2 separate regions of the Homo sapiens genome follow, and region 1 is linked to region 2. A link is a loop called in an ENCODE intact Hi-C map of the cell type or tissue named here. Cell type or tissue: MCF 10A. All regions are shown on one strand. Links, peaks and the distances in the headings refer to the core of each region. The heading gives the core; the rest is flanking DNA. Region 1 overlaps SLC9A9 (solute carrier family 9 member A9). Region 2 holds the start of LOC105374137 (a long non-coding RNA gene).

Evidence for each region. Hi-C counts contacts between places; a loop is a spot of excess contacts. Peaks named below come from ENCODE experiments on the same cell type or tissue, not always from the same donor. Only the 100,000 strongest peaks of a DNase experiment are listed, where the experiment ranks them.
Region 1: a loop joins it to region 2, with 9 times the contacts of the local background. A loop is called at or near these places in 22 of 110 quality-filtered maps.

The regions. Positions count from the first base shown.
Region 1 is chr3:143,667,528-143,678,709 of GRCh38, forward strand. The region is part of intron 5 of SLC9A9 (solute carrier family 9 member A9); the gene reads right to left. Among named protein-coding and RNA genes, the nearest start is that of SLC9A9, 180 kb to the right of the region's middle. RefSeq lists an enhancer at 1,891-1,940. In MCF 10A, for the core only: a CTCF peak has its summit at 7,023; a DNase peak (open chromatin) is centred at 7,004.
Region 2 is chr3:143,128,213-143,139,394 of GRCh38, forward strand. It overlaps LOC105374137 (a long non-coding RNA gene), which reads right to left and starts at 4,586. Exons shown (of 3, transcript XR_924554.3): 1 at 4,499-4,586; 2 at 3,674-3,722. In MCF 10A, for the core only: no CTCF peak of the experiment used is centred there; a DNase peak (open chromatin) is centred at 7,149.

The sequences.
Region 1 (11,182 bases), core at 2,210-10,209, 540 kb after region 2:
ATCAGAGTGAGCAGGCAACCTACAGAATGGGAGAAAATTTTTGCAATCTACCCATCTGACAAAGGGCTAATATCCAGAATCTACAAAGAACTTAAACAAATTTACAAGAAAAAAATCAAACAACCCCATGAAAAAGTGGGTGAATGATATGAACAGACACTTCTCAAAAGAAGACATTTATGCAGCCAAAAGACACATGAAAAAATGTTCATCATCACTGGCCATCAGAGAAATGTAAATCAAAACCACAATGAGAGAACATCTCATGCCAGTTATTATGGCGATCATTAAAAAGTCAGCAAACAACAGATGCCGGAGAGGATGTGGAGAAATAGGAACACTCTTACACTGTTGGTGGGAGTGTAAACTAGTTCAACCATTGTGGAAGACAATGTAGCGATTCCTCAAGGATCTAGAACCAGAAATACCATTTGACCCAGCAATCCCATTACTGGGTATATACCCAAAGGATTATAAATCATGCTGCCATAAAGACACATGCACACGTATGTTTATTGTGGCACTATTCACAATCGCAGACTTGGAACCAACCCAAATGTCCATCAATGATAGACTAGATTAAGGAAATGTGGCACATATACACCATGGAATTCTATGGAGCCATAAAAAAGGATGAGTTCATGTCCTTTGTAGGGACATGGATGAAGCTGGAAACCATCATTCTCAGCAAACTATCACAAGGACAGAAAACCAAACACCGCATGCTCTCACTCGTAGGTGGGAACTAAACAATGAGAACACTTGGACACAGGGTGGGGAACATCACACCCTGGGGCCTGTCGTGGGGTGGGGGGAGGGGGGAGGGATAGCATTAGGAGATATACCTAATGTAAATGACGAGTTAATGGGTGCAGCACACCAACATGGCGCATGTATACATATTTAACAATCCTGCACGTTGTGCACATGTACTGGAACTTAAAGTATAATAACAAAAAAAGTAAAAATAAAAAAAGAAAGTAGCATTTTAAAAAACCACCTCCCAATAAATAGCCTATAAACACTTTCACTTCCTTTTTTGAATAGAACTTTTTGGCTAAAAAGTTGATTATCACTGGTATTAGTTTGTTCATCTGCGCATTTGTCAATGCTTTTGATAGTTTCTGGAAAGCAATAGGCAATTAATTCTGTTTACTGAATAAATGAATTAACAAGTGAATGAATCTCTGAAGGTCACCCACCATGTGGTTAGCTCCTCGAGGATCAGAACAGCTCCTTTTCTCCTGTATTCTGCCCTCGTAATCAGGAACTTCTTTGCCCACTCACTGACCTGACAGAACTTGTTTCAAAAAGCTTTCTCCATTTCAGTGCAAAATAATAAATTGAACAACACAATTCCTTGTCTGTAGCACCCAGACAAAAGGTCAATTCTTGTCCTTTCTTGGCCGCTTTTCAAGAAATCCTGCCCAAGAGGCACCTGTGAGTCTTTATGGAACAAGAGGACCAAATCCCAGTCTGAGACTAGTGGCTGCTCTCCCATCCTAGGTACCTTTCTCTTAAGAAAGCACTCCCTTTTAGGGTTGTACAACTGCTGATCCTGCATTTACATAATCCAGAGAGTGAGTGCCTTCTTAAATTTTACTCCCTAGTTGCCTCACTCTTCCATGGTTTTGACCTCATCAACTTGGCTGAGTCCTAAAAAGAACCAGACAGCAAGGAAATACTCTCTAAGAATTACTGAATCCAATTTGTCTCAATGTACAATGTCTTCTTTAACACATAAATGGAATGTGTGGGCTGGACACTGACTTTCAAAACTTCCATCCTATACGTCTTTGAGCATTACTGAGAATAAACTGCTTTCATTTAAACGGAGACATTCTGTTCCCCAAAGCAGTGAGCCAGAGAGGTCTGTCAACCACAGCTGTTTCCCAGCTGTCCATGGAGCTGTTGAACTGCTTCAAACGGTTTTCAGTATGTTCTCGAAATTTCATCTTCAGAACACCTGGAGCCTTGCTTGATCCACTTTCAACATCCTGAAGCATTTATATAGTTGGTTGTTATCTATTATTGTGTCCAATTCTGTTCTGGAGGTGACTTTCCATAACTAGCTTCCAACTTCTGAAGCAAGACCTTTGTGCCAAGACCTTGCTATTTACAACTCTGTACTAAAGTAGAAAACAGTGGTTGGAAACTTGACTGTGATGTCAAACCAACCTGTGTTCTGATCAGACCCCAGCTGTTATGCAAATGAACTTGGTGATCTTGAGCAGGCTACTTAACCTCATTAAGCTTCAAGTAAGCTTCCTTGGTAAAATGGGGATAAAATAATCCCTTCTTCAGGTTTTTGGAGAATAATTAATTGGAGTTATTTATGCAAAATGTTTGGCATATTGTAAGTGCTTCATCAGTGGTGGTTACTGTATTGTTATTGTTCATGCCATCAAAACTATTAGTGGGTCAGTCCAGTATAAAATGGAATGACAGTTTCTACTTGTTTTCCTTTAACACTTAAAAATAACTTCAAATGAGAAAAAGTAGATATTATCAAGCAGAGAAATGTTAAAAACTCTTCTCTATCTCTCTTCCTTTCTCACAAATTACTCCCTTGAACTTCTGTATTTGGAAAGAACAGTTCCTATTCTGTGTCCATTTACTTTGTCTTTCTGAGTCTTAGGGTCTTCATCTAAAAATGAGGATGTTGAGCAAGATTGTCTTTAAGGGCCTTCCACATCTAAATTTCTATGGGTCTCACTCCAAACTCCAAACTGTAGTCTCCAGATGTGGAATGTGTATATTTTCCAAATCATGCGGATGGAGCCCTGATGCAGTGCTGGGATCAAGGGTGTGCTTTGCAGGGTTACAGAGCAGCATGTGCAATGGGCAGAACAATGTCAAGAAAAGTGATCATGAGTTTAACACTTCTCTGCATGAATGAGGGGAGGGCTGTCATAATTTCAAATGCATATGCCCTTGTTTTGACTGTGACTCTAAGGGTTACCAAGACAGGACACTCCAAAGAGTATCTGAGCCCAGGGAGACCTTGCTAATGTTCTGCAGGTGACGTCGTCTGTGGCCCTGGAGAGAAACATGGCTCATGGTTCTTCCAGCTGAGCTGTTATCTTCTTCATCTGGGCAAAATATTGGCTTGAGGTACAGGAGACCTTAAGCTTTCTCAGAGCCTTCTCCCCACCAGGTGGTACTCTGTGTTTACAAAGCTGCCTGGATTACCTCTGTCTTGTCTTTTAGACTACTGCCAGTTGTCGTATCTACCTCCCTCTTTAGACTGGGAGCATGCTGAGAGCAGAACCTGTGTCTGGTTTATTATCCCTTCCCTCAGTAGCTCCTACAGTGCCTATGACATAGCAGGCAATGAACAAATGTTTGTTAAATAAAATCAATTATAAAGTGGGAACTTGACTCTTGACTCTTGGATTTCATTTTCTTCCAAAGCTTGATTGGCACATCACTGTTCTATTTTGAGAAACAGCAATGGTGTAGGACAAAGAATATTGGACCTGATTTGTCTCCCATCTCTGCCACTTACGAGCCTTGTAAATGTACCACTTAAGTTTTTAGAACCTCTGTTGCTTGGAATGGAGATAATTGATCGGCTGTGGTGATGATCAAATTAGATGATATATTTGTACACATTTAGTTAATGGCTGCTATCACTAGATAACATACTCTCTAGTAGACGTATTCAGATGGAGCTTTTAATTTGCTGCCAATCCGTGGCTTTGGGTTGCTTCTACATATTGATTCAAGTACAGCCATTGCTTCAATAATTTTAAGCTGGCTGCAAGTTAGCAAAAGTCAGTTTTTTTTTCAGATAGATGTTAGTGTTTAGTATCTAGCAAAAACACAGTCTAGAAATCTAAGGAAACAGAATTCCTAGCTTCCATACCTATATTTCATTAACTTGCCGTGAAACCTTGAGATAATCTTAAAATTTGCTGCACCTCAATTATTTCACCTAAGAAATGGGTCTTCTCTACCCAAGAACACAATGTGAAAATAACTGAAATACTGTCTGTAGAAGCTCTTTGAGCTCTTTGAAAGAGTCAAACAATATAAATCAAAGCTGTTATTTTTATTTCTGAGTAAATTTGCTCAAGAATAGAATTGAGGTTTATATGATGGAGTTTTACAGACATAGGTTTATGTAGAGGGTTTTAAACTGATGCTATTCCATTGTGCTTAACACTGAATTGTAAAGACACAGAAAATACAGCCAAGTACTGTTAAATGACACTGTGTGCAGGTTTGAAATGCAGATTGCATAGTAAAAATGGCTGATACGTCTGTGCTCTCTAGAAGCCTGCTGGCTTCAGTGGGAGGTACTCTGGTCTAACATCCTCTGACTCCCTCTGAGGTGTAATTTCTCCCCCCTTGGAATTCAATGAAAACATATGAATATCTCTTACTGCTTCTGTTCTCTCACAGCAATACCAATGCAATCTTTCTCTACCAAATATTAGATGCTAAAAGTAGAGTCATCCAACTTTCTTTATAGATGACAGAGCAAATAATTCAGGAACACAAACTTTATACTATATGAGAGCATTTTTTGCTGTTTATAATATGGCATAAAACCATCTTGATCTCTTCCTGCTTAGCCGATATTAAATGAATGTTGTCTTTGTTCTCTAAGCCAGCCCTGGTACTGAAGGAACTACTTTGTCAATTACATCTTAAATTTTTTTTTTGTCTGTGAATAGAAAATTATTCCGTTTTCTCTTGAATTCTTGTGTAGAATATTGATAACACCAGTGATGAGAAACCACAAGTGTAATATAGGCTAAAACTAAATGCAGAGGCAGAGAGGGCCAGAAGGTGAAAAAGAACAATATCCATGATTTTAAAAAGATGTGATCCAAACAAAAGAAATCAATGAAGAACACAATTAAATATTGAAACACAACAGTGATTAGAGAGCATGATCAGAGAAACTGAAGGAAAACAAAACTGAAAAATAAAAACTTTTCTGATTATGCCAATGTGAGTAATCTTTCTCCGGTGTTAGAAAAATTAAATATTTAAACCTGGAGTTCCACGATGAATGAAAAATATGAGAGACAGCCCAATTAAGTCATCCTTACTGAAGAGGCTTTTCTCCAAAAATAACAGTCCTGCTTTTAATTATAGGTTCTTGGGTCTGTTAATCAGCCATCTTCCTCAAGGCTAAGCTTGGTGCAAATAACAGAGAAGGATTCAGCAAAATGCCCTGTTTAATTAAAATGAATTTAATTAAAAATATTTTTATACACATGACCAATCACCATTATTTATGCAGATGTTCCCACATAAGTCTTTGAAAAGGCATTTCTCCCCCCAACCTTTAAAAAATATGCTGTGCTTCTACAAGAACTGCTATGAAATGAAAAGCACTATGACTGGTAGTTAATACCTATTTTTATCAAAACAGCAGTGCAGCTCACACATCACCTGAGCAGCCGTAACCATAGTAACCCCAAATAGAAAGGGGCTTCAGATTATCAACACCATCAAAGGTAAGATAGTTCATGTGCCTCTGCAATAGTTACACTACAGCAAACTTTAAAGGATAAAGGTGGCTTTTATTCCTACTACTTAAATGTTAAATGAAAATAATGACTTGCAAGTACAGTGTATAGAAATGCCTTTCATTTTGGAAGACTCTTATTTCCTCAAAGTGTTAATAATAGAAAAGATGAAAACTCAATGCTATACATTTCTCCAGTGCTTCTATCTGATTATGGCGAGGGGACAGTAATCATCATTTTGCCAAGTTGGAGAATTCATACAGGGAAAACCCCACCCATAGGAGCCCTGCAGGATGAGAAGCTGGACGAGAAGGCATATTCTGTGTCCATGCACTCAGTGAGAGGATGGCTATGGTTAGTGATGATTGTCGACACGAATTACCTGCAATAAGGTATAGATGGTGACTTAGGGTGTAGACTGGCAGTCAAATCACAAAGAAAATGCACATTTAATTAGAGAAGGAGTGGAACTGGTTTGAAATATCAGTGAAATACCAATCCAAATACAAATCTGTATTTGGCTTTATAATTTATGGTTGGGGTAGGATGGAGTAGGGAAGGGTGGGAGGGCAGGGCATAAAAGGCCAGCAAGACCATACTTATTAATTATATTGTTAATTAATAATATTAATAATATTGATTATTCTATCAGAGGAACTATGATCTAGATAATCCAAAACAGAGACTAGTAGAAAAGACTTTCTGACAACATTTCCTAATGTTCAATATGTCTAGGGGGGCAGCATCTGGAAACATGGAGAAAATATTCTAAATTTTAAATATTTAAGTGTATAGTAGCTATTACAAAAAGCAGAAATTCCACATGAGGATAAATATAATTTTATTAATTTTTTCTTTTTAGTCTCTTTACATTTGAGATTTACCGTGGAAGTGGATGGACAAGTAATGAAAACATAAGAAAACAAATTCTTTAATTATGGTCATGTAGGAAGAAAATGGTATCTGGAAATTTTATGTTCAGGAATAAATAGGAATATCATGATAGTGTTATCTAAAAATCCAATAAAGTGCCTGAGAAGAATTCACTGCTAATAAAAATGTGTTTTAAAACACTTAGCAATTTACACATAATTTTCCATACAGCTCTTCATTTGATCTGACAAAAATTCTTTGAAGAAATGGAAGGTACTTTCTGTTTTGTTTTGTTTTGATAGTCTCTATTTTAAGGAAGTGGAAAGTGAGGTTCCAATAAGTTAAAGCATTAAACTGTGATGCTCCATTCACCCATGACACTAATCTTGCCTTAATGAACTGACACTTTTGATATCCAGGACGCTCTGACCACCAATCCCAACCTCATTTTTAGGAAATTTTTCTACCCTTATTACGTGCTTATTTTATTTTTAGTGGAAGGCTCCTCTTGGGATTAGTTTATGAGACATCCCTAACTGTGATCCTTTTATGCAGGCAATTTCACAGGGCCTCTCTTAGATGCTTTCACCCATAAACACACGAGCAGTGCCAGCGCCCTGGTTCACACTTCCCCTTGAAACCGGTGCGCCCCAGAATTAGAGCGACACCTAGCCGTGATTTTAGGTAGTACATGCTAGGAAAGCTTATTTGGGCAAGGGAGACAAACAAGAGACATCAGAGCTGGTGGCATCTCAAGAGGATACTACTCCCAGAGGTAGAAATCTCAGAGGTTTTCTAACAGCACTTTCTACTGGGAACTAGGACTCCTGCAGTTCACATTCTCTGAGGAGGAACTATATGATAAGGGAAGTTTATTATAATTATAATAAAAGGTAAGATGTGCACCCTTGAAATTACATACAGGTTCTACCAGTGCAATAAATGATATCTATTTCAGATTAAAAATATCAGTTCCAAGCCTCCTTCATCTCAATAATTCTTGACATTTACTCAGAAAAGCAAATATTTCATTCAGTTTTTATATTCATCGGGGCTGTGGACTAGTGCTACTAGCATCAACGAGACACTTGTTAGAAATGGGGTGTTGGACTTGACCCTGGACCTACGGAATCAGAATTTCAGGAGGCAGAACCCCCTAATTAGTACTTTCAGACTCTCCAAGTGAGTTTTACGTTCACTCACATTGGAGAACCTACTAATATAGAGCAAGAAGTAATCTTAAAAATCATCTAATTCCTCTAGGAATATATTAGGCAAATAAGGCCTAGAAAGCTTAAGTGGCCACCTTGAATTTTCCCTGCACATCAGAAATATGCCTTGTGCATAGTAACAGGGATTGAACTAGACCTGAGGTCTCCTAACTCCCAATAATAAAAATAGCATAGTGCTATGACACTTGTCAAGTGCAGGCTGGTTGGGCAAAACATTAGCTAAACAGAGACTTTGACTTTGTATCTATATTCCTCCTGGCTTCTAATTTCAGTAAATGAATTATCATCCATGCATTTAATTTAGGCACCAGACAGGATAATCCACAGTAAATTTTCTAAATTCAATTAACATGAGCCAGTAGTAGTCTCCTTATGAAAGCCAACAACGAGGGCTCAGGGCTTCATCAAGCACTTGGGATTCTTAGCACACTTTAGCTACTGGAGCAAGCAGAGATGTGTGACTTACATGTAATATGAGAAGTCATTGATTTTCATTTCTTTTTTCACTTCACGGCAGACACAATATCATACTGAGTTTGAAGATTTTCCTTTAAGATTTTCTCATTATACTTCAGAGTGATTTACTAATATCATATAAAAATGATTGGTTATTTTCTCATTTTTATGAAATTTTGAAGTTTTCAAGTGTACAGATGTGTTTCCACATAAATCCATAAATATGATCATAATATGCATACTCTTTGTTTAGTCGTTTGCTTTAATAGTCTTTTTTCTTTTCCTTTTTGGTATGTCTCTCTTTTTTCCACCTCTTCCTCTCTTAAACTCATATCTCCTCTCTCCCCAAGTAACCCAATTTTACAACGCAGTACAGAGGTCCTCAATGTTTTTGGCACCAGGGACAGGTTTCTCGTGGGGGATGGGGAGGAGGGCGAGGTGGGGATGGTTTCGGAATGAAACTTCCACCTCAGCTCATCAGGCATTAGATTCTCATGAGGAGCACACAACCTAGATCCCTCGCATGCGCAGTTCACAATAGGGTTCACACTTCTATGACAATCTAATGCTGCCGCTGATCTGACAGGAGGTAAAGCCCAGGTGGTTATGCTGGCTGGCCTGCCACTCACCTCCTGCTGTGCAGCTTGGTTCCTAACAAGCCACAGACCTGTACCCGTCTGTGGCCCGGGAGGCTGGGGACACCTGACCTAGTATATGTCCTACCAATTTCTCTTTATACTAAAATTCTCATTATAACAATTACACACACACTTGTAACAATGTTAAATTAGATGTTTAAAATGAGAAACAAAGCAAAAACAAACAAACAAACAAAACAAACAAAAACACATGTTATGTAGTGAGATGTACAATCTTAAAAGCAGCTGGGTGTGGTGGCTCATGCCTGTAATCCCAGTAATTTGGGAGGCTGAGGAGGGCGGATCATGAGGTCAGGAGAGCGACACCATCCTGCTCAACATGGTGAAACCCTGTCCCTACCAAAAATACAAAAATTAGCTGGGCGTGGCGGCGTGTGTCTGTAGTTACAGCTACTCGGGAGGCTGAGGCAGGAGAATCGCTTGAACCCAGGAGGCGGAAGTTGCAGTGAGCCGAGATCACGCCACTGCACTCCAGCCTGGGGACAGAGTGAGACTCCTTCTCAAACAAACAAACAAACAAAAACAAACAAAACAAAACAAAAAAACCCAGCACGTGTCTGAAAACCAGTTACATGACTCCATTGAACCTCTCTGCCATTTAAGAATGTGAAAGATCCTAGACTAGAGGTTAAGATCTGTGAAGGGAGTTCTTTTACTACTTGTGAGTTGTAAATCTGAACTCCCACATGGGGAGGGTTGTTTGCACATCTCAAGCCTGTAAAAAGAGACTTCCCTAGACCATCAGACAGCTTAAGATGACACACATGGAGTTTGGGGACACAGTGGATTACTGTTTGACTCTCGCTTTGCCATTATTACATGGGACTGCACATGTTCATTGCTGAGTTGAGTCTGTGATTACAACTCACAAACCAAATATTTTTATCCAGCAAGTCGGAAAGTAGTAGTCCCACACAATATTTTAAGGGGAGACTGGAAGAAAAAAAAGCACTTTCTGTGCCTATACCTCACAAGTCCCACTTTTCAATATAAAAGTTACACACAGATATGCATGGGGGTTATCTACACATAAATTTATAGGGGTCACCACTGCTTTTAAAAATGTGAATCATATTTTTATATACATTTTTGCATTTACTTTAATAGTCAACAATGCCTGCTGGAAAACTCTCAAGTTAACTGGAAGGGCACTAATTTATTTTTTTAATAGACATACAATATTGTGTAGATGTCCTACAATCTATCATCTTAAAAATGTTGCAGTACACATTCTTGTTCATATATCCTTAAGAACTGGTGGTTTTACTTGTGTGAGATAGCCTCCCAGGAGTCAGATTGCTGGGTCAAAAGGGGCTGTATATTTTAAGGTATAATAGCTTTGCCAAATTACTTTCCAGAAGTCTGTTAATGATTTAAATGTTCTCTAGAAATGTGTAAAAGTCCACTCTTTCCTGCAACCCTGCCAGCAATGACTGTTACTTGGTATTATAATTGTTGCCAAACTGTTAGGGGTAAAATGATATGCTGTTACTTTAATTTACATTTCCATGACTTCTTGGAAGTTTGAATAACTTTTTACATTTGTGGAACAAGTGGATTTGTGTGTCTATGAATTGCCTCTTCAGAGTCTTTTTTTTTTTTTTTTTTTTTGAGACAGAGTCTCGCTCTGTCGCCCAGGCTGGAGTGCAGTGGCACAATCTCGGCTCACTGCAAGCTCTGCCCCCCTGGTTCGTGTCATTCTCATGCCTCAGCTTCCCAAGTAGCTGGGACTACAGGCGCCTGCCACCATGCCCAGCTAATGTTTTGTATTTTTAGTAGAGACGGGGTTTCACCGTGTTAGCCAGGATGGTCTGGATCTCCTGACCTCGTGATCCACCCGCCTCAGCCTCCCAAAGTGCTGGGATTACAGGCATGAGCCACCGCGCCCAGCCTGCCTCTTCATAGTCTTTGTCAGTGTTTCCGTTACTTACTTCCAGATTGTCATTTTAAAGTGTTCTTTGTGTATTAAAAATAGTAATATTCTGTCCTTCGTATTTTAATAATTTTTCCCCAGTGTGTTGCCTATCTATTGACTGTTTATGGTGTCTTTTCCACTTAAATGTATTTTCTTTTTATATCTTCAAATATATCTATATTTATGGATTCTGGTTTTCCATTCTTTGTTAAGAAGAGTCTCTATATCCTTAATCTATAGATATAGATTTATAGATTTTCTTGCAGTAGTTTTTTAAAATTTCATTATTTACATTTTAATTCTTCTAAATATATTTTTGTAAATGGTTATATGTGTTCAATTTTATAATCTAAATGGATAGCCAGTGAATTGTGCTAGTACCATTTGTTAAATAAACCATCATTTCCCCATTGAATTGAAAGACCACCTCTGTCAGATTATCATTTTTCAATGAAATCTGTGTCTGGATCATCTATTATTTTTTACTGGTCTTGTGCTTCCTAGGCCAATACCACACTGATTTGATTATAATGGCATTGTAGTATATTCTTACATCTGATT
Region 2 (11,182 bases), core at 2,187-10,186:
TTCCTCTGAATAACTTCTCCACGCTCTCTACTGCACCCCCTGCCTCCCATTTCTTCTCCACTTTGTGAATCTCATTATTAAGACCCTGGATCTTTTTGAAACTTTTATTCATCAGCCCTGCTCCAAGATGCAGAAATGCCTTTCTGTCCTGTTATTCCTCCGACTGCCTCCTGCATAGATCTGTCAGTGTGTGCTGCTACAGATTGGAATTGTTTGTTTATAGGCCCGTTTCCTCTCTTGTCCTGGACTTCATATGTATGGGGCAGACAGAAGCTGAAAAAGCAAGGCAAATTAATATAGACAAAAAGGAATACCAAATAATGCCCATGGAAGGCCTCAAATGTTTTTCCACATTAATGTTTGAAAGAGAAACAAACAAACTGAAGGCCCCAAACGAAAGGTAACAACTGAATTACAGTCCAACACATTTTTTGAGTTGAATAGGAAAATGTATTACGGTCATGTTGGCTGAGGCTGTATTTGTTTTTGACATGTAGAGGTCATGGCCAGTATGATCATCTTTTAACCATTTCAGGAACTGAAAAATTTTTCAGAAACAATGTAGAAGTCTAAATATTACATTTCCATTTTCAGATGTCCCAGTTGCTCTGGCAAGCTCCCAGTCTTTCTATGAATGAACTAGCTCCTGGGAGGAATTAAAATGTTTCATTTCTCATATTGGTGCTCAGTATTTTTACATGAAGGATGCTGTTACATTATTCCTCTCTAAAGGAAAATAGGAATGAGAACATATCTTCTTTCTGAGATAATAACATTCATATCAATTGTTTTTAGTCCTGTTATTTAACCAGACCTACTTGCTGGTGAGACCAGTATTCTCCCAAGGATGTGAGTTCTGAGTTCACATTATTTAGGTTAAATCTTTACTTCACATAGTTTCTCATTTATATTTTCACATTTCCCAAGTGACTTCATGTGCTGTGCTCTTTATAACTTTCTATCACCATTTTCATTTCACTTTCAAATGCCCTAAATAGCAAGAATGATGATGTGCCAGTCACTGTGCAAAGCATTTTATAAGTGTGATTCCATTGGATTCTCATCACGATTCTGTGAAATAGGTATCATTATGGTCCCCATTTTACAGAAGGGCATATAGAAGGTTCACATGGGTAATTTTCCTAAGGTCACACAGCTAGTGCATGGCAAAGTCTCTTTCTTTTTGCTTGGTACATCAGAGACTACCCTGTTTCCATTTAAGGCATACCAACAAAATAGCAAACCCTTTTTGTCCCAGTCAGTGCTTTCTGAGAAACTCATCCTATGGCATTATGCCTTCAGACAAGGAGCAAGTGTTTTCGGTATCTTTAGAGATGCATTTTTGTGCAGCAGAAAAAAAAAAATTGTTAGTTTAAGTGCCTTTGGCCAAAATTCCTCTTAGAATGACTTTTGTTTAGGAAAACACTGTCCTAGGCTGTTTTAGTGGTGGAAACAAGCTCTGTAAAGAACCCAAACAGGAAATTTGGGGGTTGCGGGAAAGAGCTTGAAAGGAGAGGGGAAGAGGTAAAGGGTGGAATAACAGGGAACAAACAAGACAGGATACTGGAGACCAAGAGGGGAGATCACAATGGCTCTCCCCAGAAGAGAAGAGAATGGCCAATGACTGGAAGAGCCAGGGCCCACGGTGGAATTGTTTGCTCAATTGTGCTGCCGTGTAGTCACCTTGGTTTCCCCAAACCTCAAGTAAAGGTTTCCACATGCCTAGCCTTTAGTGAGTGGTGCTTTGAAAGTTGAAGGGATCAAGGTAGTGACAAATGGGATGACGTGGGGCAAAAACATGCCAGTTCCTACAAGGAGGTGAAAGGTAGGCGAATGCAAATTCACGGAAAGGAAATCTGGAGGTAGAGTTGGTCCATGGAAGTGTTGGTTTACCCCAAGAGGTGTCTGGGAGGGAGAAAAGTTTCTCCCCAACTGTGAGATGATGATTCTAGGCAATCTTGTTTAAATTTTACAGGACAAGGTGGCCTCATCAAAGCTTAAGGAGCAGGGCGTGTCCAGGAGGCTAATACATGGCTTGCAACTCTAAAGGCTGCACAGGCAGGACTCAGTGAGCAGGTGGAGATGTAGCAAAGTTAGGAAATGTTGGCATGCCATAAAAGCTGTGTGATAGTGTCAGCTCAGTCATTTACAAGTGTGGAAGCTGAGGTGCAGAAAGGCTGAATGATGTACTCAGTGTCCCATTCCTAGTTAGAGAAAGAGCACAAACTAGAAATTACAGCCTCTGATTCCCAGTCCAGAGCTCTCTGACATGCTCTCACCCTGAGACTTTTTATTTCCTTGGTTCCTACCAGTCTTTTGGTCATTCCAGTATTTATCAATGTCTTTACAGAATGTCTGGGGATCAAAGAAGAAGTGCCCTTTGGGATTCTCCTCAAACTTTAGTAGGAGATGAGGTTGAAACTAAAGCAGACAGCTGAATAGGGTGGTCTGAGAGTGTTAGTTCAGGTTTTTTGGTGCAAAACGGACTCAACTAGATTGAGAAAATCAGGAAATTAGCTGGAAAAGATGGGAAAGCCCACACAATTGGAAGAACAGTTGAAGAACCAGGTGGGATATTCTGGTTTCCTCCCTCCCTCCCCAATCCCTCCATCCCTGCCCTCCCTCTTCCTTCCGTGTTTCTTTCCCCTTCCTCCTTCCCTCTCTTTCTTTGTTGTATTTCACACATTTAGAATTCAAAGTCCTGGAAGAGAGAGTTGGATCAGCTGAGGCTGGGTCAGGTGTTTGTGCCTTGGCACCTGAGCAAGCTACCTTGACTGATAGTCTCACCAATCTGCACACAATGTGGGCAAGTGATTTTTCACAAGAAAATCAGGCTGCAATGATCAAAAGTAGGGGAAGTGCATGCCAGGTGGTCTTAACCAATAAATGTCTTCTGTATTCATTAATATACTTTACTATTATTCTCCTGCTACGTTGACTAATTGGGGGTTATTTTCTTTAGAGTCCACTACATACAAGGTTTTTCACTCTGCATTGCTATGTTAAAATGTGGGCAGAGATGTGCCTCAGTAGTTAATTGGGCCACCATGCTTGTTGGATATAAATAAGACCATTCACTTACTTAGCCTTAAGTAATGCAGATAAATGGGACACCAGATGGAATTCATGTAGTGAAATTCATGCAGATACTGTATTTTATGATATGCCTTCTTTCAGGGTTTAATGATCATGCCGCCTTATACTTTTATAATGCTTCGTAAGTTTAACAAGTACAGCAGATATTGCTGATTTCCCACCCACTGCCCATTCTCCCCTTCTTTCTTATTCGTAGAACCTTGATTTTGTTCAGGGAGGCAATATGCTCAGCTAAAAATATTTCCCAGTTTCCCTTGTAGGTAGGAATGATCATGTGACAGCCAATGAGATGTAAATGGAATTCTGCTGGGGATATCTGGGTAAGTTTTATATATCTGATATAGGCAGAACTTTTTCTTGCCTGTTTTGTCCTTTTTCTTTCCTTTTTTTTTTTCTGGCTGGTCTGCAGATTGAGTATGGAAGTGGGGCCTCTACCTTGTGACTGAGAGGGAGCCAGGGAGTAAAAGCTGCTTGCAGAAAGAGGAGCCAGGGATATTGATGACATCATGAAGCCACTTCATCAGCGTGGACCACTGGTCTCCAGAATACCTATGATGTGGGAACAATAAACACTTACTTGTTTAAGCTGTTGCTGCCGACTTTGTTACTCACAGCCAAGTACAGTCCTAATGGATACAGCAAATATTCTCATTAATATTTTATTAGATCATTTGAAACTTATGATTACTGGGCAGAAATAGGATTATGATCTTTCTCTTATAGAAGAAGCTGAAACTCAGAAGCTAAGTGACTTGCTCAAGGTCACAGAATATGGTATGTATCAGATTTGATGCCCAATTTAGTGCTCTTTCTACTCAGCCAGTGGTTCTCAGCTGGGTGTGGGACGGTCCCTGCAATCTGGTTGGGGGAAAGATTGGGAGACAGCCTTTGGAATTTTTTTTTTTCCATGACTAGGGAATGGGACTGGCATTTAGTGGGCTGGAAGCAATAATGCTGAATGTTCTGCCTTGCTGAGGACAGTCCCACATAATGAATTGTCCTGCTCCAAATGTTAATAGTGGTCCCCTTGAGAAATACCGAGCTAAATTAAGCCAAAGAAAATTACACACTGACTCAGAACTGAGAATAAGGCTGTCTCATAATGATACTCAATAAATGTTAATAAATGATATCACCAAGGTTGTCATCAGAATCATCATTGCTATTTTGGACATTTGTGGCTATAATGAATTTAAAGGTTGCATGATTTTTTTTCTAGCTACATTCTGCTGCTTTTATTCAGGTGTGGAGAAGATGGATAGTTGGATGATGGGTAATGGATGGGGAAAAAGTAGGAGAAATATTGGACTGGAACTCTATGAGATCAGATATTTGAAATATATATATGGTTATGGTATGATAGAATGCAGAAATGTAGTGGGTAAGAATTCTTGAAACCTACATTTCTGGGGTGGTGAGGTTGTCACTGATCAACAACAAGAGTAGCTATGTTGAATCAGAGCACGAAGATGATAAGAAGCTGAAAGGCCAGGATGTCAAATGGGTTCCTAAAATGGATATTGAAATCATGAGTAATGGTAGAAAGGGTCATGGCGGAGAGGAAGTCATTGATCTGGGCACTCAACTCTTGCAGTTGTGCTTGCTTTTGAAGATGGCACTGTCCTCTCCTACAACTCATTTGGTCTTGTCTTGTTCCAATGCATAAACCAGCTCATTATTCCATCTGTTTGTTCAATGCCTGTGGAAGCTTCTATTCTAGCCCACACCAATGTCTCCTTTCTCTTTGCACAAATTAGCACTCAGCTGCACAGTCTTTTATATTGGCCTCAAATTATTAGATGTGTGTCAGTCTGGTCAATATGGCAATTTAATCACCTTGGGAGCAATTAAACCACACTTTTCATTTCTTATCTCCTGCACAGGAAGTAGTGAATGAACTATTTCTGAAGTGACTGATTTGCACCATGGTAGAGGTAGGGGTGGAGGAGGGTTGACTTAAAAGCCCCCAAGAAACCAATCAGCAGTCCTTTCCAGACTGGCACTGTGTGCACTTTGCCATTTTGCCCTGTATCTGGGGACACACACACACACACACACACACACACACACACATTGATAGTGTTTATCAGGTACCGGTGTCTTTCTCCATGCCCTCATTGCCCCCTGCTCATGCTTCTAAAACACCTCTTAGCACTGACTGTGGGACAGTGGCTGCCCAGCATCCAAGCCCTGATTTTCTTTTGGAAATCTGTCTCCTGCTTCTTTGGTGCATGTGGTTGTGTTGGATCTAACTTCACACACAACTCTAGCATTTGCCATGCTGACTTTCCCAAGACCAAAATGATCGGCTAAGGACTGAGCACATGACCCAATTAGAGCCAATGAGATATCTTGATATTTTTGCTCAGATTTCGGGGTTAGGCAGGCATTCTTATTTAAAGAGGAGAAGACATAAGGACTGGTATCCATGGTGCCTCTAGAAGACAGTCAAATTGTGGAGAGCAGAGCCAAAAGATACGGAGAGAGAAACCACAGACTGGTGGACAAAGGGAAGCTAGGTTCTGGTGAAGTCATTTTAGCCCTGCTAAAATGGGTCTGAAGTCAGCCTTACCCTTGGTTTGCAATTAGAGGAGCCAGTTACATTTCCTTTTTGTTTGAGCCACTGTAGATTGGATGTTTTCTTCCTTATAGTGCAAAGAATCTCAACAAGTGCAGAATTTACCCAGTGTGTTATAAGCTGTTTCTCCTATTACAGGACAAGCTCCTGTAAGGCAGGGCTCTTGTCTTATCTGTGTGCTTCCAGCAGAAGGCACAGTGTCTGGCACGCGGGATGCCTCCAAACCATGTTTATTTTACTGTGTATGGAATGGTCTCACTTTACAGCATTGCTCTTCAAAGTCGGGTCCTTGGACCAGCAGTATCAGCCCCTCTCTAGACTGCCAGATCATAATCTGCATTTATTTATTTATTTATTTTTAGAGATGGGGTCTCTGTCACCTAGGCTGGAGTTCAGTGGCACGATCATAGCTCACTGTAGCCTCGAACCCTTGGGCTCAAGCGATCCTCCCATCTACATTTTAATAAGATCCTCAGGTGATTCCTGTGCTTTTGGGAAGGATTGCTCTACAGACTTATAGTCAATTGCATTTTGCAAACATCTGGCCTGGAGTGGTTGTGCTGGCCTAAAGAGTACCACCTCAGTTCAGTAATTCTGGCTGCATTTCAAGACTCTACCAGTAGGTATCTTGTCCACAGGATTCCATAAATTTACAGATAAGATGCTCAGAAAGCCAGGTGTGGCATCTGCAGTAGTCCAGTCCCACAGAGTGAGGGAGGTGAAAGACCCCCACAGCTTCACCATGGTTGCCTGGATCCCTTCCTGGCACCATGTCCTGGCAGCCTGCCAAAGGACTGAGCATTTGTTTACCTATGAATATGTTAACAACCCACTAGATTCTTGGTTTTGGGAGCCTGGAGAAGGCTAAGTGAAACCTGAATTCTGTCACAGTCTAGGGAATAATACATGTTAAAATGAATTCTGGGCTTCCATCCTGCAGCATTTTAGCCATGTGGCTGGGTCCAGGATTCGATTCTTAGAGTCTTTTCAAGCATATGATATTAGGAGGGATGAAGGCAAACAAGCGTTGTATAAATCACATAAAAAGACTAAGATTTCCATTTCTGAGCTTGTTTTTGGGTGATGAGAAAGTTTGGTTTGTCAGACACCCTACAAATTACATTATGTATAAATGACAATGTAAATCTATTCATTTCTTTTCTGATTTCCACTTATCCCCTTTAGTAAGAATATATTTCTTACCCTAAGAGTTTTACACCCAGCTATAACACATTCATTTTGAGTGAATTTAGAAAAACAGAGTCTCATCTAAGGAACATACATGCATGTTACCATACATATGCATATTAACATAAATGATTTGCACAACTTTTAATAATGTGAGACAGAAAGAATGAGTCACTTCTTTTCTGTAACTTAAGAATTTGCTTAAAAATGCATATTAGGAAGCTTCAAGCTGGGGGCAGGAGAGGAACACATTCATATTCCTTGTAGCTGCGGTTTGCTCTCCTGGAAGTGGGAGTGATGACTAATAACATTGTCTCTATGGGGATGTGGTCCTGGCATTGCCATTGGCAGTTGCCCTTCCGGGCTTTTCAAACCATCTGCAATAACTTCTGTCTTCTGGTCATTACTTCTTCCAGTCCCCATTCTACAGACTGTGGGTCAGTTCTCTAACTTACAGTAATGTTATGATTCCCATTCTCCCCCCAAAATATCAGAGGACTTCCAGGAGGTCTTAATTGCTTATAGATGGTTACCTCACCACTCTGATGAAAATATTCTGGTTGTGGTAACTTGCATTTTAATATCCAACATCTTACTTTTTCTTTGTTTCTTTGTGGCAGGTTAAGTACTTTCATTTATATAATTTTTGACAGCCAGCATGGTCTATAACTCCAGTAAATGGCAGAGAACAGAGCTACTACATACTAAACAGAACACATTGTGAAACACACTAGACTTGGGGTATCCTGGAGGAGCACGCATTGGGCAAGAGTAATTTCCACAGTTGGCCACCCTGGCTCTCACCACTGAGTGTGGGGAAAAATCCACAGACCATGGCAATAGATGGTTAGCTATCCATTATATCTAGCTCTCTAGATACACACACAGTCATGTGTGCACAAACATGCATGTGTATGTGTATTTGTAAGGAGGCTGTCTCATAGACAAATAGCATTTTAACATATCAGAGCTGTGCAAGGTGAGGCTAAACAGGGGTCGAGTGCACTTAATGGCCAGCTGATGCAGGTGAATGCATTTTGCTCAGGGAGAAGTACCAGCCCTTTTAGATTAGCTAAGATGATGGTTTGTTCACTTTTTTTTTTTTTTGAGATGGAGTCTCGCTCTTGTCACCCACGCTGAACTGCAATGAAGCAATCTTGGCTCACTGCATCCTCCGCCTCCTAGGTTCAAGCGATTCTCCTGCCTCAGCCTCCTGAGTAGCTGAGATTACAGGTGCCTGCCACCAGGCCTGGCTAATTTTGTATTTTTAGTAGAGACGGGGTTTCACCATGTTGGCCAGGCTGGTCTCGAACTCCCAACCTCAAGTGAACCGTCTGCCTCGGCCTCCCAAAGTGCTGGGATTACAGGCATGAGCCACTGCGTCCAGTGGTTTGTTCACTTTTAAAAAGCAACTTTACATTGGCAATGAATGAGTAGAAAATATTTCCTTCCTTTGACATCCAGAGGATGATTGTTTGCAATCTTGATGTAGTGCCCTGCTCTAGCCACAGTTCTGTGCATATATTTAGTCCTCACAGTGACCCTCTAACATAGCCACTACTCATATCCTTGTCTACAGATGATGCACAGAGAGGAGGAGTAAACTGCTTAAGGTCACACAGCTAGTAATTGGTATAGCCAGTCCATTTCATCCCAGAGCCCATGCTCTTACTGTTCACCTTTAATTTCTCCATTAAAGAGGTTAGGCCAGGCACAGTGGTTTATACCTGTAATCCCAGCACTTTGGGAGGCCAAGGTGGGAGGATCACTGGAGGTCAGGAGTTTAAGACCAGCCTGGCCAACATAGTGAGCCCTCATCTCTACCAAAAAAAAAAATAAATAAAAATAAAAATAAAATAAAATAAAATAAAATAAAATAAAATAAAAAAGGAGGCCGAGGTGGCAGGATCACTTAGGCCTAGGAGTTTGATGCTGCAGTGAGCTATGATTACATCACTACTGCACTCCAGCCTGGGTGGCAGAGTGAGACCCTGACTCTAAAAAGAAAAAAGAAAAAGAATTTACAGGTGTTCTTATTTTAGATTGACATGGCTACATTGCCTGCTGTCAAGTTAAAAACCTAGAATAGGTCTGGTTATTTGCCAAGAAGAAAACATCAGAAAACTCCTTCTCACATGTGGATAATTACTGAAGAATCTTTGTTTTTCTTTTTTTTTAGTTTTTTTCAAGGATACTTCAAGTTATCTAACCCAAATACCCAATTAGGATATAATTTTTTATTTGAATAATTATCATGTATCATCTATATTCTGAAACCAGTGAGCAATGTTAATAGAAATGTCCTATCTAGGGGCATGGGGAAAGCAACTATTTCCATTTTGGTGCAATTTAGAATTAGCTGACATGGAATGATTAGGAAGACTATGTGCTTATTTTCTTAATCAGAATTACAGCCATGGGACCTCAGTGACCCCATTGTTAATAAAGATGCACACTTAACACTTAGTCAAACACGGATATCATTTTTTAGGGATCAGGTCCTCAAGGCATTATGAAGACATCCTGTGATGTTCACAGTAGGTTGGGGAAAATCCCCTCAAAAAACTCCAAACCTGTCATCTTCCACAGTATTATGTACTTAAAAATAAAGACTTTGCTTGTGTGTTTGTGTGACAACTATTACTATTTCATGTGATAACTCTGTGCTCACTGTCAAAGGAGACAGCCACAGAGCACAGAGGTTGTGCATCTCCCAGAAAGTACACTGAGTCTCACTGGCCTGTTGAACAGCCAGTAAGAGACAAGAAGTGAGGGAGGTGTTGATGGATAGAGGTGTTACCAGCTGGTGACATCGTAGTCTAGCATGGGCCAAGGAACAAGAATGATCTGTGGGCTTTTTAATGTCCTTATGAAAGAGTTCTTGGGTGCCCCTTAACTTTTCCTAAATATTCAGAGAAAACATTGTATCTTTTTCTTTTCTTTTCTTTTTTTTTTTTTGAGACAGAGTCTGACTCTGTTGCTAGGCTGGAGTGCGGTGGCATGATCTCAGCTCACTGCAACCTCCGCCTCCCTGGTTCAAGCAATTCTCCTGCCTCAGGCTCCCGTGTAGCTGGGATTACAGGCATGCATGCCCAGCTAATTTTGTGTTTTTAGTAGAGACAGGGTTTCTCCATGTTGGTCAGGCTGGTTTTGAACTCCTGACCTCAGGTGATCGCCCACCTCGGCCTCCCAAAGTGTTGGGATTACAGGCGTGAGCCACTGTGCCCAGTTCAATGGCCTCTCTTCCAGATGGTGCTCTCTGATGAGAAGACACTGTTATGTACCAGCTAGTCACTCTGAACCCTGTTTTATAACCTTTATGTAGTTGGCAAGAAAATTAAATGAGAGGAAACTCCTGATATTGCCCAACACCTAGAATGCCTGGTGTTCTAATATTGAAAGAACTCTACCTTCCCCTCACAAACAAGAGCAAACCCTCAATCCCCAAACTTTTGTTTAAAATTCTGTTTTGGAAGTGAAGAAAATAGCATTAAGCAAAGAAACGAGGGTAAAACAGAAATTCTAAGCCCAGTAATAGAGCTAGGATTAGATTTCGGATTAGATTGCCTTTAATAGAGCAACTTAGCACATGATTACTTCTCTTTATTCTTCCACATGGGCTTGATATTTTTCTCTCTCTGCCCCTTTGTGGAACTTTGGGTAAGGAAAACAACCTAAAACCATATCCTTCACTCTCCTTACTCAAATAAACAAAAACAAACCTCAAATCCACAAACATAAATTTAAGACTTTGATTTGGAACTAAAGGAAATGGTATTAAGCAAAAAAAAAAAAAACAAAAAAAAACAAAAAAACTGTTTTGGTTGAAATGCTCTTTCTCCTTGGCTCACACAGTTTTGCCTAAGGCTCACGGGGCACCAAAGTATAAATTAATCTGGAAAAAAAAATCAAAGGCTTTTAACCATCTGTGCTGTGACTTCAGCCGGCAGAGTCCTGATGCTGCCACACCAACTCTCTTTGCTCAGGAAGTGCATAGGTGCTGTCCTGAGTCCAGAGACAGCTCCTGGTCTGGCTGATTTCCTTGCGGGAGGTGTCAGTGATGGGTCTCTGTTGTCCTGCAGCTCAGCCAGGCAGAAACATAAGTCAAGAGCAGGAAAAGCTTTCCCAGGCCCACCACATCTGAGGTCCTTTCTCTCATAAGCAGTGGGTCTGATTTCACAGTTACCTTCTCTATTACCTGCCTGGGTCTGGCGTAGAGTGGTCATGTTTATGCTGAGAATATTCTTCCATTGGGCCAAGCTTCAGTAGCTTGGAAATTCAAATATAGATTCTCAAAAGTATGTACTTGATAATTCAGCA